Regions from separate parts of the Homo sapiens genome. Here regions 2 and 3 are each linked to region 1. A link is a contact called in ENCODE Hi-C or POLR2A ChIA-PET data. All regions are on one chromosome and are shown on one strand. The core of a region is the stretch at or near the end of the contact, and the rest is flanking DNA. Distances in the headings are between cores, read along the strand shown. Region 1 has its middle 190 kb from the start of LINC00242. Region 2 has its middle 120 kb from the start of LINC01624. Region 3 has its middle 33 kb from the start of LINC00242.

Evidence for each region. Hi-C counts contacts between places; a loop is a spot of excess contacts on that map. ChIA-PET counts read pairs that join two places held with the same protein, here RNA polymerase II (POLR2A). Pooled maps may share reads with other maps.
Region 2: a loop to region 1 is called in a map of thyroid gland, with 1.9 times the contacts of the local background. The contact joins two enhancer-like sites. A Hi-C loop is called at or near these places in 1 of 168 maps with a recorded cell type or tissue (thyroid gland) and 10 of 50 pooled maps. POLR2A ChIA-PET finds 5 or more read pairs at or near these places in 1 of 52 experiments (CD8-positive, alpha-beta T cell).
Region 3: a loop to region 1 is called in a map of CD8-positive, alpha-beta T cell, with 1.8 times the contacts of the local background. The contact joins two enhancer-like sites. A Hi-C loop is called at or near these places in 3 of 168 maps with a recorded cell type or tissue (CD8-positive, alpha-beta T cell, OCI-LY7 and endothelial cell of umbilical vein) and 10 of 50 pooled maps.

Annotation. Positions count from the first base shown.
Region 1 is chr6:169,988,066-169,992,769 of GRCh38, reverse strand. No RefSeq gene overlaps it. Among named protein-coding and RNA genes, the nearest start is that of LINC00242, 190 kb to the right of the region's middle. Within about 2 kb of position 2,454, at least 4 of the 41 ENCODE cell types and tissues checked have a DNase peak (open chromatin) inside an H3K27ac peak, as active enhancers do.
Region 2 is chr6:170,149,655-170,154,358 of GRCh38, reverse strand. It overlaps LOC101929614. Among named protein-coding and RNA genes, the nearest start is that of LINC01624, 120 kb to the left of the region's middle. RefSeq lists an enhancer at 919-1,822. Within about 2 kb of position 2,283, at least 21 of the 41 ENCODE cell types and tissues checked have a DNase peak (open chromatin) inside an H3K27ac peak, as active enhancers do.
Region 3 is chr6:169,829,900-169,834,603 of GRCh38, reverse strand. No RefSeq gene overlaps it. Among named protein-coding and RNA genes, the nearest start is that of LINC00242, 33 kb to the right of the region's middle. Within about 2 kb of position 2,488, at least 3 of the 41 ENCODE cell types and tissues checked have a DNase peak (open chromatin) inside an H3K27ac peak, as active enhancers do.

The sequences.
Region 1 (4,704 bases), core at 1,205-3,704:
TGCTTCCTCACCCTGGCTGGGGCCTGGCAGAGAAAACACCCTGAGCGGCCTCTGTAGAGGGGGGCCTGTCCCGCGGCTCTGCCGGCCATGCCTGTGGGGCTGCCCCCGAGATCTGGGACAGGCACCTCAGTCTGGGACAGGAAGCCACCCGCCCGCTGCAGGCACCGCAGAAGGCTTTCCTCGTACTTCCTGTCCTGGACGGGCTGCGGGGAGGAGGCTAAGGGTGTACGTCTCACTGGGAAGCTCAACTCTATGCCCTTTGTATCTGAGGATGTCTTTACTTAGGGTGATAAATTATGCATTCAGCATTCTGCGTGAATTCACAGAGCTCATTCCCCCATCCTTCCTGCATTTCCCAGATCCCTGGTGACTTGGGCCTGATCAGTGTTCTGAGAGGCGTGTGGGGCACAGAGGAAGGGTGGGGTGGTACCTCAGAAACCTGCAGAAACTGGAACACTGGATTAGCCTGGGTTCTCCAGAGAAACAGAACGAAGTGGACATATACATAGACAATAAGGAGCTGGTTCACTGAGTCATGGAGGCAAAGTCCAAGATATGCCAGTGGCAACCCAGAGAGCTGCCGGCGTCAGTTCTCATCCCAGTTCTGTCTCTCAACCCTTTTGTCGTATTCAGGTCATCAACTGTTCAGACGAGGCCCACCACACCTTCCTCACGCTCAGGTTCAAACATCAGTCTCCCCCAGCAACACCCTCACAGACACACCAAGGCCCACACCTTTCTCATGCTCAGGTTCAAATGTCAGTCTCCCGCAACAACACCCTCACAGACACACTGGAATAATGCTTGACCAAGTATCTGGGCACCTCTTGGCCCGGTCAAGTTGACACAAAAATTTCACCCCCCTAAACACCACAGCAAGGAGTATGGGCTTTCCCTGGATCCTTCTTTCCTCACACTTGGAGAATCAGCTCATTGAGCTCCATAGAAAACTCTATTGGGACTTTGATTTGAATTGGGCTGAGTCTATAGATTCAAACTGGCTAAAATTGTCATTTCCTATCTATGAACATGATATATCTCTCCATTAATTTACACCATATAGGTGAGTATCTTTTACTCCTTGAAATAGGAAAGCTTATCTTAAAGAAAGCTAAATATAGAATGTTGGTAATTTGACCATATTTAAATTATAAACTTTTCTTCATCAAAAAACATCTTAAAAATTTCAGACTGGGAGATTTTGGAATACACGCAACTAAAAATGATAGATACCAAAGATCTTTTTTACAGACCTCTTCTGCAACGGAGTCCTTTCTTCTTGCTGCTGCAACAAATTTCCATGAATTTAGTGGCTTTAAAGAACACAAATTTATTTCCTTCCAGTTCTCAAGGTCAGAAATCCCGCCCAAGTCTTTGTGAGCGAAAATCCAGAAGTGGGCAGGGCTGGTTCCTTCTGGAGGCTCCTGGGAGAAACCCTCTCTGTGCTCTACCCCAGCCTCTGTCTGGTCTGTGCCTGGCCTTCTGGCCAGCCCGACCCTCCACCTCCCTCTTTTCCTTTTTATGGATGCCCGTGAGGACATCAGGCCCCCTGAATCATGTGGCAACACCTCCCTGCTCAGTGTCCTCGATTTAATGGCATTTGCACGGCCCCTCTTGCCACACAGGTGACACATTTCAGGTTCTGAGAATGGGCGTGGGCACCTTGTGGGCCGCTGTCCTGCAGACCTCACACCCACGAGGACCCTGAACAGCCCTGCAGGGTGATTGCAGAGGACACAGAAGGTGTTTCACAAATGAACTGGGCACCCACATGCGCTGCTCAGCCTGAGGCCCCATCCGACACCCATGGGACCTGCAGGAACAGAAAGTCTGGGTGTCCTGGTGTCAGGAGGGATGTGGGGCCATTTGCCTCCAAACCTTGAGGTCCGCGGTAGACTGGGCAGCCGCACTGGAAAGGACTTGGCACTCCTGCCTGGAGGGGGGCCAACCCTCACCCCTAACCCTGCGACTGCACCCGAAATCCCAGGGAAAGCGGGCAGGGCTACGTGGGCTGTGGAGGAGGCTCTGAGGCGGCTCTGAGTGGAGAGGGCCGCGCAGACTCAGGCACGATCCCCAGGCAGGGCCAATGCCTGGGTGGACCAGGAGTCATAGATGGGTGGACTTCAGGGGCTCAGCCTCCGTCCAGAGTAGCAAGTCCCAGGAGATTGCAGGCAACTGCCATCTCACACAATGGCAAATGGCTATAAAGAGAGTTAAATAGAATGTGAGAGCTAAAACCATATAAAAGGGAAAGTGAGGAAATAAAAGAGGCCAACATCTTGGCGGCGCTGCAGCTCCTGAGGTCGCCCGGTGCTTCCCGTGCCCTCGGAGCGCCTCCCACTGTGTGGGCTGAGATCGTCAGAGGTGCAGTTGTATGATGAAGAAAACACTCAGTGAGAATGCCGCTGTTACCCAGTGGCACTCTCAGTCGATGTGAGCAGAAAGCACACTGGTCCACAGACCTCTCTGGCGTTAACAAGAGGTCACTACACTCGGCTCCACTTCAAGTCACTGCCACAATCCACATAAACGGGAAGCTCCAAGGGGTAACCAGCGTGCAAGACGGGAGCCCATCACGTGAAGGGGCCTCATCCTTTATTTCCTGTAAAGCACACTCAGAAACCGACAATGCAAATCATCTTCCTGACAGGCCACACATGACATACAGACACGTGTTTATATTTTAAGGTAAGAAATGATCATTTTTACTTTATTCTAATAAGAGCTTCAGTTTTCCTTTAAATCATGCAGATAGCAAACTATTCAAAGCAGAGGGTGATAGGGGATTTCCGCTCCATCCAATCGTCCGTTTACTTCGATCTGGTTGACTGTGGGGTCTCATACTTGTGTGTGTTGTGTGTGTATGTGTGTGCATGTGAGTTTTATTGTGTGTACCTGTGTGTATGCATGTGTGTTGTGTATGCCCGTGTGTAATGTATATGCATATGCGTGTGTGCTCATGAGTGTTGTGTGTTGTGTACGTGTGTACATATGAGTGTGTTGTGTGTGCCTGTGTGTAATGTATATGCATATGTGTGTTTGCATTCTTGTGTGTGTTGTATGTGTGTAATGTATATGCACGTATGTGCTTGTGTGTGTCATGTGTGTGTGTATGTGTGTGTATGAGTTTTATTGTGTGTGCCTGTGTGTACTGTATAGGCATATGTGTGTATGTGAGGCTTGTGAGTGTGTATTATTGGAACACATGCATGTGTGTGAACATACAGGGGTGCATTTTGTGGACCGGGGACCACTGCGTGCAGAGCATTTCTGGGTGCTGAGGCATAGCACCAGAGGTCAGGGCCTGAGACCAGACACCCACAGAGGGGCCGACGGGCTGGCTGGCCTGAGCAGGTGCCAGGGGCCTGGTTTGGGGCTGGCCTGTTGGAGGTTAGAACCCAGCAGTAGCAGCTGAGGAAAGGGCGGGGAGACATCGGCTATTTGTGGCACTTCGCGTGGGGAGACAGAGTGCAGCCTGCTGGCCCTCGACACCATGAGAAAGGAACCACTCCGCACCTGCAGGTCCTGTGGAGGCTGCAGAGGTCCACGGGGCAGGTCCTTCTCTCAATTCATGTGTAATTTAAATGTGCCGCAGACACACACAAGGGTGGCCACAGGTCTGTGCGGATCAGAGAGGATGGGCTGCAGCACCAGCTGAGGACACGGCCAGGCCAGGAGGGCCGCGCACAGCCTGCCAGATCCAGGAACCTCTGGGTTAGCATCTCCAGACCAGCCTGGTGCTGGCTCCTTTGCTGACATGCACGTCCCAGCCCCACAGGGCTCATCCCGCCCAGCCAGGAGGTGGCCCGATGTGAACCCAAGAGTGTGATGGTGCCCGGCTGAGGGGGCCGTGGGAGGGGGAGGCCACTGGGTTGTGGGGAGGCTGAGCCTGGGGGAGCAGGACGGAGGCTGGCACCGGGTCGATCTTCAGGTGAGGAAGCCCTGGTCACAGGTCCAGTGCAAATCGGGGACCAGGGAGGCTGAGGCCATGAAGGAGGTGCCCGGTGTGCACATGGGAATGAATGAGGGAAGCTGTGCCAGGCATCGGTGCCAGTCAAACACTTGTTTTTCAGTGTAAATGTTCACAGAATTATGACGATGTGGTCTTGGAAGAGCAGGTCCCCCCGGACCCACCCTGTCGCTGGACATCACGGCCACTGTCCCCTCGGACCCACCCTGTCGCTGGACATGGCGGCCACTGTCCCTCCGGACCCATCCTGTCGCTGGACATGGCAGCCGCTGTCCCCTCGGACCCACCCTGTCGCTGGACATGGCGGCCACTGTCCCTCCGGACCCACCCTGTCGCTGGACATGGCAGCCGCTGTCCCCTCGGACCCACCCTGTCGCTGGACATGGCGGCCGCTGTCCCCCCGGACCCACCCTGTCGCTGGACATGGCGGCCGCTGTCCCCTCAGACCCACCCTGTCGCTGGACATGGCGGCCGCTGTCCCCTCGGACCCACCCTGTCGCTGGACATGGCGGCCACTGTCCCTCCGGACCCATCCTGTCGCTGGACATGGCAGCCGCTGTCCCCTCGGACCCACCCTGTCGCTGGACATGGCGGCCGCTGTCCCCCCGGACCCACCCTGTCGCTGGACATGGCGGCCGCTGTCCCCTCAGACCCACCCTGTCGCTGGACATGGCGGCCGCTGTCCCCTCGGACCCACCCTGTCGCTGGACATGGCGGCCGCTGTCCCCCCGGAC
Region 2 (4,704 bases), core at 1,034-3,533, 160 kb before region 1:
GGGCCCTGACTCAGGGCTTGCCCAGGGGCATGGGCTTTTCTGGCCGATACTGCGAGGCCTGGGGCTGACAGCAGAAGAGCACGACCATGGAGGGAGGAGGCCGGGGCTGTGAGGACCCAGGAGGGCGAGGAGCTAGGCAGGCCATGCTGGAAGGCCTGTGTGCACCAGGGTCTTCCCGGCAGGGCTGGAGAAGACCCTCCTGGAAGGAACAGGAGGCGAGTGCAGCACCAGGTGCAATGACCCGTCTTATCCATCACTACCTGGCCTGCAGGCCTGGGCTGGGAGGAGGGAGAGCAGGCAGGCCTGGGCTGGGAGGAGGGAGAGCACACAGGCCTGGGCTGGGAGGAGGGAGAGGGGTGTGCAGCTTTGCCTGCTGGCTTCCATGTCTGCAGTGAGCCCAAGGGCCAGGATGGTGTGGGGGAGACGCCCCCTCCAGCCAGTACCCCTGGGGCCCTGGCCCCTACTGGCTTGTCTAGTGGGAAAGGACCTTCCCATGCACCCTGACTGGGCTTGTCAGTCCCCCTTTGTGCCTCCTGCAGATGGAGATGAGGGTGCAGTCGAAGCGCCCGGTGCCTGTGAGTGAGGACCCTCCCGAGCCCCTCGCTCTCCTCCGGGGACACAGGGCACCTCTGACTGCAGGCGCAGGGAGGAAGGTTGCTGTGGTCCTGGCGGCCCCTGCCGGTTTCCCAGCCTTGCTCTTTCCGCGGTTGCTTGTGGATTGGAGTCAACCTGGGCGCCCACCTACTGGAGTCCACTGGGGTGGGCGTGGGTGGAGGGGGCCTTCTGCAGAGCTAGTGGGGTGTTGTGGGGGCCGGTGTGCGGGTGCTCGGTGCAGGCCACCATGTGACAGGCGTGTCCGGCTCATGCAGGTGGGACTGGGGGAGTCATGGTTGTGAGGTAGCGATCGCCTCAAAGGCCTGACTTTCTGGGAATGGTATTTTTTTGTCAGATGTGAGCCTCTTACTAACAGCACATGCCTCCTTCCCCCTCCCCCACAGCCCCCATTGCCACAAACGAGGTGATAGAGGGCAGTCTTCAGCTTGGGGTTCACTGGGAGGCTCCCCCTCTGCGTGGAGATGGCTCGCTCTGGAAGTTCTGCAGGAGTGGGCTGGCCGCCAAACTCTCAGCACCTGCCGGCAGGGCTGCTGACTCATGCTGTAATGGGGACATTGATGTGTGAGGAATTTATGCAGCCGGGCGGCAGCCCTTCACTTTTCTAACAGTGAAGCACTTCACAGAGAAAACACAACGGGATCAAATCACAATTAGAGTCAGTCCCAGCTCCTGCAGGGCAGCCGCAGCCTGGCGGGCGGGCGAGCACAGGGCCTCCAGCCAGCCGGTGGGGGGGAGGTTGGGAGGGCAGGGCCAGAGCTCACCCCATAACCTGGCTTACTGGGGTGCAGGGAACAGCACGGGCAGCCTTGGGCCGAACAACCACCCCACGTTTGATCTGGCAGAGGAACGTCCCTCTTGGTACGGCTCGTCCTGAGCACCTGCGACTGGTTGCACGGTGTTGCTTCAGCTCAGGGCGCCCTGGAATCAGCTGCACCGTGTCCACCTCACAGCAGTCCCCAGCTCCAGATCCTCCAGGCAGGGACCTGGGACGGTGTGGGGCGGGGCTGAGGCTCTCTGGCAGTCTGAGGCGCTGGCCGGGGCCTCACCCGATGGCCCTCCCGCTCCAGCCTCCAGATGCCTGCCTGGCCTTAGAGAACAAAGGTAATTTGTAAAGAGATCAATAGGAAATGCTGATCAGACAGTCACAATGCGCCTTTGCCTGAGGACTTGAATTCCCGCTTCAAGAATCTGTGGCTTCCGCTGCTCAATGCTGGGGACAGACGTCAGGGGACTGTGGACGTCATCGGCCGAGTGACTATTTCCTTATGACCAGCCTCTCTCCGAGCTGATTTTCCTGTTCTGTGCTCTCTCAGCCAAGCTGTTTGAGGTTTGGCTCAGGAAACTAGGCCAACAATGGAATTCAAAGACAATCCCACCAAAGAGAAAACCAGCAGGGTGGGCGACGCCTGGGCTCCAAGAACCGGTGGGGAGCTCCATTTCCCTCAGATGGAGCGTTTCCTAACCCCGGGGCAACTTTCCCGAAACATGGCAGGCTTGCCTGACCCAAATAGCCCCTCATTCTTGGCTGCACTTGTGACCACCGGGCCGAGCTCCTCGGAGGCGTGGACAAAGGAGGCCTTGGCGAGAACAGGGTTCGGTGGCCAGTGGGTGGAGAAGTCGGTGCTGGCTGCGCCGTGGAGCCCGTGGATCAACATTTGCTGAGGACCTCAGTGCGGAAAGTCGTGGTCGCACTTCCTTCCGGGTCTGCTGAGCTGCCACTCACGGCGGGAGAGTTGGGACGTCCTGGAATTCTGGAAAGCCTCCTGCTCTGAAGGAGTTCAAGGTTTTCCTGTCCGGTCTGACATCCCCAGACGTTTGCCCTGCTAGGGCTGGAGAAAGGTGTCCAGGCATTGAAGGAACAATTTGAGGGACAATCTGGCTTTTTTTTTTTTAACAGTTCTTTTCTAAACACCTCAGAATGAATGAAACAAAGTCCTATTTATCACTAGAGATGAAGACACATCCCTGATTTACGTTGCCACGTGGGGAGAAGTGCTTTGTTTCTACTCAGCAGAAGGAGACAGGGGCAGGCGGGAGGAGCTGTCTCAGGAACACCAGCCTGGGTTTCCCACCCTCCCTGCTGTGGCTCTCAGCTGATCCGAGGCTGGCCCAGGAGAGGAGGGAAGCATGCCTGAGACTGCTCTGTCTTTCTGCTCCAGCAACAGAGAGCCAAAGAAAAGACACGAGGCCCAAAGTATCACCTTCTAAATCACCTCCCTCAGCTACTCCCCCAGGATTTCCAAATACCCAGGTTCCCCTCGGGAGCTGCCTGGAGCTGCCTCTGCCGCCCGCTCCTCTAGGCGTCCATGATGAGCCCAGGGCTTCCCCCTCAGGAACCAAACCGAACTGACTGTCTTGGTTTTCTCCTTGTTCTCCACGAATCCTCTGCACATTTTAACCTTCCAGGCAGCAGCTATGAATCCGTTCCCAGAGCCAGGCTAGACAATACAACACCCATTTCCCAGCTGCTTGCAGCTCTTGCATTAGCTGGGAAGCAGATTTACCTTAAGGGAATTTACCACCCTTAGAATTTTTTTTTTTTAGAAAAATATACATTTTTTCTTTCCTTTTAAAAAAGCCTTCAGGCTCTTGCTAACTTCACAACTGGAGCCCTATCAGAAAAAGGCAAGTTGTCAAATGGCAAATATGAAGTCCATGTTGTTGAATTGTGAGCGCCGGGGGAGAATAGAGGGGGCTGTGGAGCTGTCTCGGGGTCAGAGCCCTGCGGAGACGCCAGGGCTGGGCGGGCCTGAGACCTCCGCCTGCAGTCAGCAAGGCCCCCTTGGCTGATGGACCTGAGAATTTCTGTGTTACTTCTTTTTATTTCTGCATGCTTCACGTCACACAATTTTCGAAAAGTGGCAATAGAACCAAATGATAAAAGCAATTCTAGGATAGAGCGTCTTGCTTTCATATGAACAGCATTCCATCTAAGACGGTTCAACACTTCCTAATTCCTGTCCACCATCTTCAGGGTTCCTTGGAGTGGTGGCCCCCTGGTGACCAGCTGGCACAGTGATTTGATCATGTCCTCACAGCTCCTGTGTTGGAAATTTAATCCCCAAAGCAACGGTGTTGGGAGGTGGAACCTTGAGTAGGTTCTGAGGCAGCAGTGCCCAGCAGTGCCCGCCCCAGGTGCCCCGTCATGATCCCTGGGTCCCCAGCCCCACCTGCCCATCTCTCTCCAGCTCCGGCTTCACTGTGTACTGGGGATTATGGAGATGATGTCACGGAACTTTCTGGGATTCTCCCGTGAATTGCCAGAGGCAGCACCTGGATCACTGTGTACACTGATGGCAGAGTTTGCAGCTCCTCCAGCAGCTGCTGCCCAGGCCGCCCTCCACCCACACTCACCCACATGAGGGGCCTGAGGACTCAGGGAGGGATTCCTCCTCCCCAGAAGCCACTGGGAAGTGAGTGAGGCTCTGTCTGCATTGCAGGTAGTGGAGGGGCGGCTGGCAGCAGGCTTGTTGGCAGGAGGTGAGCCTCTGTCTACACTGTAGGCAGTGGAGGGGTGGCAGGCAGCAGGCTTGTTGGGGAGGGTGAAGATCTGTCTACACTGCGGGCAGTGCAGGGGCGGCAGGCAGCAGGCTTGTTGGCGGGGGATGAGCCTCTGTCTACACTGTAGGCAGTGGAGGGATGGCAGGCAGCAGGCTTGTGGGGGGGGTGAGCCTCTGTCTACACTGCAGGCAGTGGAGGGGCAGCAGGCAGCAGGCTGGTGGGGTAGGTAAGTCCCTGTCTACACTGCAGGCAGTGGAGGGGCAGCAGGTAGCAGGCTTGGCGGTGAATGAGCCTCTGTCTACACTGCAGGCAGTGGAGGGACAGCAGGCAGCAGACTTTTTGGGAGGGGTGAAGCTCTATCTACACAGCAGTCACTGGAGGGGTGGTGGGCAGCTGGCTTGTCAGGTAGGTGAGGCTCTGTCTACACAGAAGGCTTGTGGTGGGGGGTGAGGCTCTGTCTACACTGCAGGCAGTGGAGGGGTGGCAGGCAGCAGGCTTGCTGGGGAGGGTGAAGCTCTGTCTACACTGTAGGCAGTGGAGGGGCAGCAGGCAGCAGGCTGGTGGGGTAGGTAAGTCCCTGTCTACCTG
Region 3 (4,704 bases), core at 1,239-3,738, 160 kb after region 1:
CGGCAACGTCTGCTTGTGGACCTGACCTCTCACCATCATGCAGTGCCCTTCCTCATCAACCACAATCTTCCTGGCTCTGATGTCTATCTCGTCTCTGCAGCCACCGAAGCTTTTTTATTATCATTAATGTTTATGTGGTGCATCTTTTCATCCCCCTACATCATTATATTTAAAGTAGGCTTCCTGGAGACAGCACAGTTTGGTCTTTTTAAAATATCCAATCTGATCATCTGGTTTTTGATTGATATGCTTAAGCTACTTATATTTAATTTAGTTACTGGGGTGTTTGGATTTAAGTATGTCATTTCATGATTTGTTTTCTGATTGTGTCTTACATTTTTTTAATCAATTTCCCCTTTTATATCTCCATTTGGATTCTTAGAATAGTTTTAATATTCCATGTTAAGGGTCTATTGGGGTCTGGTTTATATCTCTTTGCACAGCTGTGTGGGTGTGTGGTTCACGTACGAATTACAATTTACACAATTAACTTTTCACAGTCTACTGAGGATAACATTTTGCTGTTTCATGTGGACTACAGAAGCCACTTCCACAGCGGCCTCCATGCCCTCCGCTGGCCCCGTGCCCTCCCCTCTGTGTGGACCTCTGCGTTAGCTGAAAAGACCAGTGTTATGGATGCTGCCTTCATTCCTCATACACACCGAGAAAAAGGCCTATTTTATTCACCCAGACATTTATCATTTCTGTCACTTTCCCTTCATTCCTGAAGTTCCAGATTATCCTTACTGTTTCTCTCTGCTTGAAGTTTCTGTGGCGCTTCTTTTATCACAGGTAAATTGGAAATAAATTCTTAGTTTGTCTTCATCTGAGACTGTCTGTATTTCACATTCATTGCTGAAAGACACTTTTGCTGGATATAAGGTTCAAGGTGCGTAGCTCTTTTCCTCCATGCTCTGGGCCTGCTGTGCCACTTTGAGGACTCCAGGGCTCCTCCTGAAGGTGAATCCACGCTCCTTTGGATTTTTGCTCCCTGTGCGTCACGTGCTGATTCCTCTGGCTGACTTTAAGATTTCTTCGTGTTTGGTTTTCAGCTGTTTTATTATGCTGTGTCTGGGTGAGGGACTTCTTTAAGTTTATCATCTTTGGGTGGCAGAATAAATTTCATAAGCAGCCTACTCATACTCTCTCAGATGAGTCATCACAATGTCTAATTGGCTAAAGGAAACTCTAGAGTCTTGAAGGAGTTACTATTTTCCCCCAAAATTAACTTAGAAGATCGAGAGTAATAAACCATTCTTACACATATATAGGTGCACTAGAAATAAAAAGAAAAAAAGAAATGTTTCTCTCTATTATTTTCGAGTAGGAAAAAAATGACAGCCTACATTTTAAGTCTGGGCCTTACATATTATTTCTGTGTACGGTGAAAGTGGAGGAAAAGGCCTTCTGTGTGATAATTACGGACAAGGTGCTTCTGGGGGGCTCACAGAACACAACAGTTAACAAGCGGGTGTCTTCACCAATCGTCATTACAGCTAATGTAGGCTGAGCAGTTCTTACACGGCAGGTGCTACACCCACCTCTTTACATGCACCCTCTCGTGTTATCCTTGGAACAACCTTGTGACCTTAAACATTATTAACCCCAATTTGCAGGTGAAATTGAGGCATAAGTAACTTTCCCAAGAACATACAACCAACAGATCCAAGAAGTCCATGTTCTTAAATCCCGACATGAACTCCTGTCACATCCTGAGAAGGCACTCATGCTGAGCAAGTTAAAGGAATCATCTCACCCTACCCACACATTAGCCAGGGGGGCCATTTCCTGTTTCATTTCCTATCAGTGTGTGTCTGTTCTTATTTGGAAAAGTAAAGGAGGCTTGGCTTAAACCAATCTATCCTTGAAGCCACATTTTAGAAGGGTAAATATTGCTTCTCATGTCACATGTTTGATCATGCTTCTAAACTAGCTGGGCAACCAGAGGCGCTGCCTCGGATCTGTGCTGCTCAAGGACACAGCTCTCCCTGTGGCTCTGGGTTCTGTCCCAATTCTCTCCCTCTGCTGCTCTTAAAAAGCCCTTATCCATTAGAGACACAGTAGTTACATAAAATTATATCTTTTGGGATGGCCAGAAAATACTCCAATCCAAAGAGAAAGAGAGATAGAGAGTGGGGACAGGCAGAAACTGATTAAACAAGTTGAGTCGTGAGTCAATAATTATTAGTCATAAGCCACTTAATTATTAATCAGGTGGTACTTGGTACATGGGAGTTCATTACACAGTCCTTTCTACATTTGTATGTACTCTTTAAACATCAAAATAAAAAGTTAAATTTTAAAACACAAATAGAAAACTAGTGTGTGTATAGATGTGTGTATCCATGTATATACCTGTGTGTATAAATCTGGTTTCTGCACTTACTGTTCTACTGAAATGAGTGGCTCTACGACGGCCCCGAATTTCCGAATCCTTGGGTCTGTTTTTAGACTTCTTCGCAACCAGTCGGCGGTGGACTCTGCTGATCTCTTCATTTATATGAACTGGCAACTCGCTGCCCTCTCACAGCTTTTGCGAGCTCCTTAATTTCTGCCGTGTTCTTGGTTTATTTGGAGTCAGGTTTCCTCTCCCCCATTTCTCACACGTTTTCCCTGAAGATGCTCTTCCGCTCACACGGCATCTACTGTTACCAAGTCTGAGGGAATTCCTGTTCTAAATCCCTTTTCAAAGCAGCAAATTGTGCTCTGAGGCAGCTCCTGTCCCTGGAGCAAAGGCTCTGGTCACTAAGGAGCGTTCTCGCGCACGTGAACAGCGCCCCCTGCCGTGGTGTGGAGATATTGCGTCATGGAGACCCTCCCTGCGCAGCTGCCGGCAGGACCCGAGTCTGTCCCCTACCTGGGAGACCTCTTGGCAACCAGGCAGTTTGCGGGGGTTGCTTCCTTGGCCCTTTCCACTCATCGGTGTTGAAGGGTTAGAGCAAACCAGCCGCCCTCAGCCACCAGCTCCCAGCAGATGAAGTCAGGGGTGTGAGAAGACGCTTCCTCATCCTTCTGTGACTCGAGGTATCTCTGCCCTTTGGGAAGCAAGAAGAACAGCAGCCGTTTCTGCCAGTGTCCTCATACAGCTATGGCTTCAGCAAGCCACGCGTGGTCATCTGTCAGGGTCTGGGAAGAGAAAGAAGCCACGGAAGCTACCAGAACAGATAATTCCCATGAGGGACTTGATGTAGGGAATCCGTAGGTAGAAGGTCCTTAACTGGGGGCCAGAGAGGAAGCTGCTGCCTCCCCAAGCTTGGAGGAAGAAAAGGAAGAGACGGACTTGTTCTCATTTTGACTCTTGAAGAAGGGACACATGGCCTGAAGAGGAGGCCCCAGCTGCTGTGAGGGTCTCGGAGGGAAAATTGCAAATGGGGTTTGGGAGCCACTGTGCAAAGTGAGTGAGCAGCCTTGCAGCTGTGGAGCATTGCAGGGATGCAGAGCCCGGCTGTGGCACTGAGAAGGCCGCAGGTGTCAGCGCCGGGCCCCTCCTCCTCCCGAGGGTGGGCAGGGCTGCGCTGCTGGAGGATGAACACCTGAGGGCTGGGCTGCTGCAGGATGCACTGCTCAGGTCACTCACTAGCGGGAGGGAGAATTTTAGGACTGACTAAAGTCTCCGGACACATCCTTGGCAAACACAGGGAAGATACGTGGTTAATGCTCCAGGCAGAATGCGCAAGCGTCCCAAATTCCTAGGCTGAAACCTCACCCACAAGGTGACAGTGTTAGGAGGTGGGGCCTTTGGGAGGTGATGAGGTTCGGAGGGTGGAGCCTCATGGTGGGATTAGTGCCCCTACAAAAGAGGCCCCAGGGAGCTGCCTTGTTCCTTCCGCCCCGTGGGGGCACAGCCAGAAGGCTCCATCTGTGAACCAGGAAGTCTGCCCAGACACCCAGACACTGGAGCAGGGATGTGGAAAATGCCAGGCATAGCCAGGTGATGGTGAGTGGCCCTCTGGGGGCCTGAGTCCAGGTGCCTAGGGGGTGGAGAAGGATCAGTCAAGGGAGCTGTGACCTAGGTGGGTGGCCAAGGCCTGTGATGCCACCAGGACTTAATGCTCTGGGCTGAGGATGCCATCGAAGGCACCTGAAACAATTTCTCTATTATAGAGAGAGGTGATCCTGGCCAAGGGACTAATTTAGAAGCAGCCAGTCTAATCTGACTAATGGCCAAGTAAGTGTCCTAAGCACTTGAAAAGCAGGCAAAACAGCAGCAGCAGAGGAAGATGGAGAAAAGTTCAGCCTGGACAGATTTGCCAAGAAGTTTGCAATCAGCAAATTCAGGGGGATTTTTTTTAAACCATAGTTTAAAATTTGTCTTGTTGCAAAATACAGATATACATATTTGAGTTACATGTGGGAGAGAATTGTAAGGTCTTGTGTGTGGTTAGGGCCCCTAAGTGTTTCCCTCTGGCCCTGTGGGCAGTACCCCACAGTTAGGAAGTCCAAGCCAGCAGGCCAGGACCCCCATGCTCACTTCTCTGCTGGCCTCAGTGGTGATGGAGCATTCACCTCTGGAACAGTGTCTCCTCTTGGCTTCCAGGCATCCTCCTGCCCCACCTCTCCCCCAGATGACTCTGTCCAGCCCTGCAGCTGAGGCTCACTCACCAGCCCTTGCTTGGCCCTGGCCCCTCCCCTGTGCTTCCTGCACCTGCATGGGACATGACAAGACACTCAGCTGAAAGCAGCCAACGCCCTCCTGTCCGTACC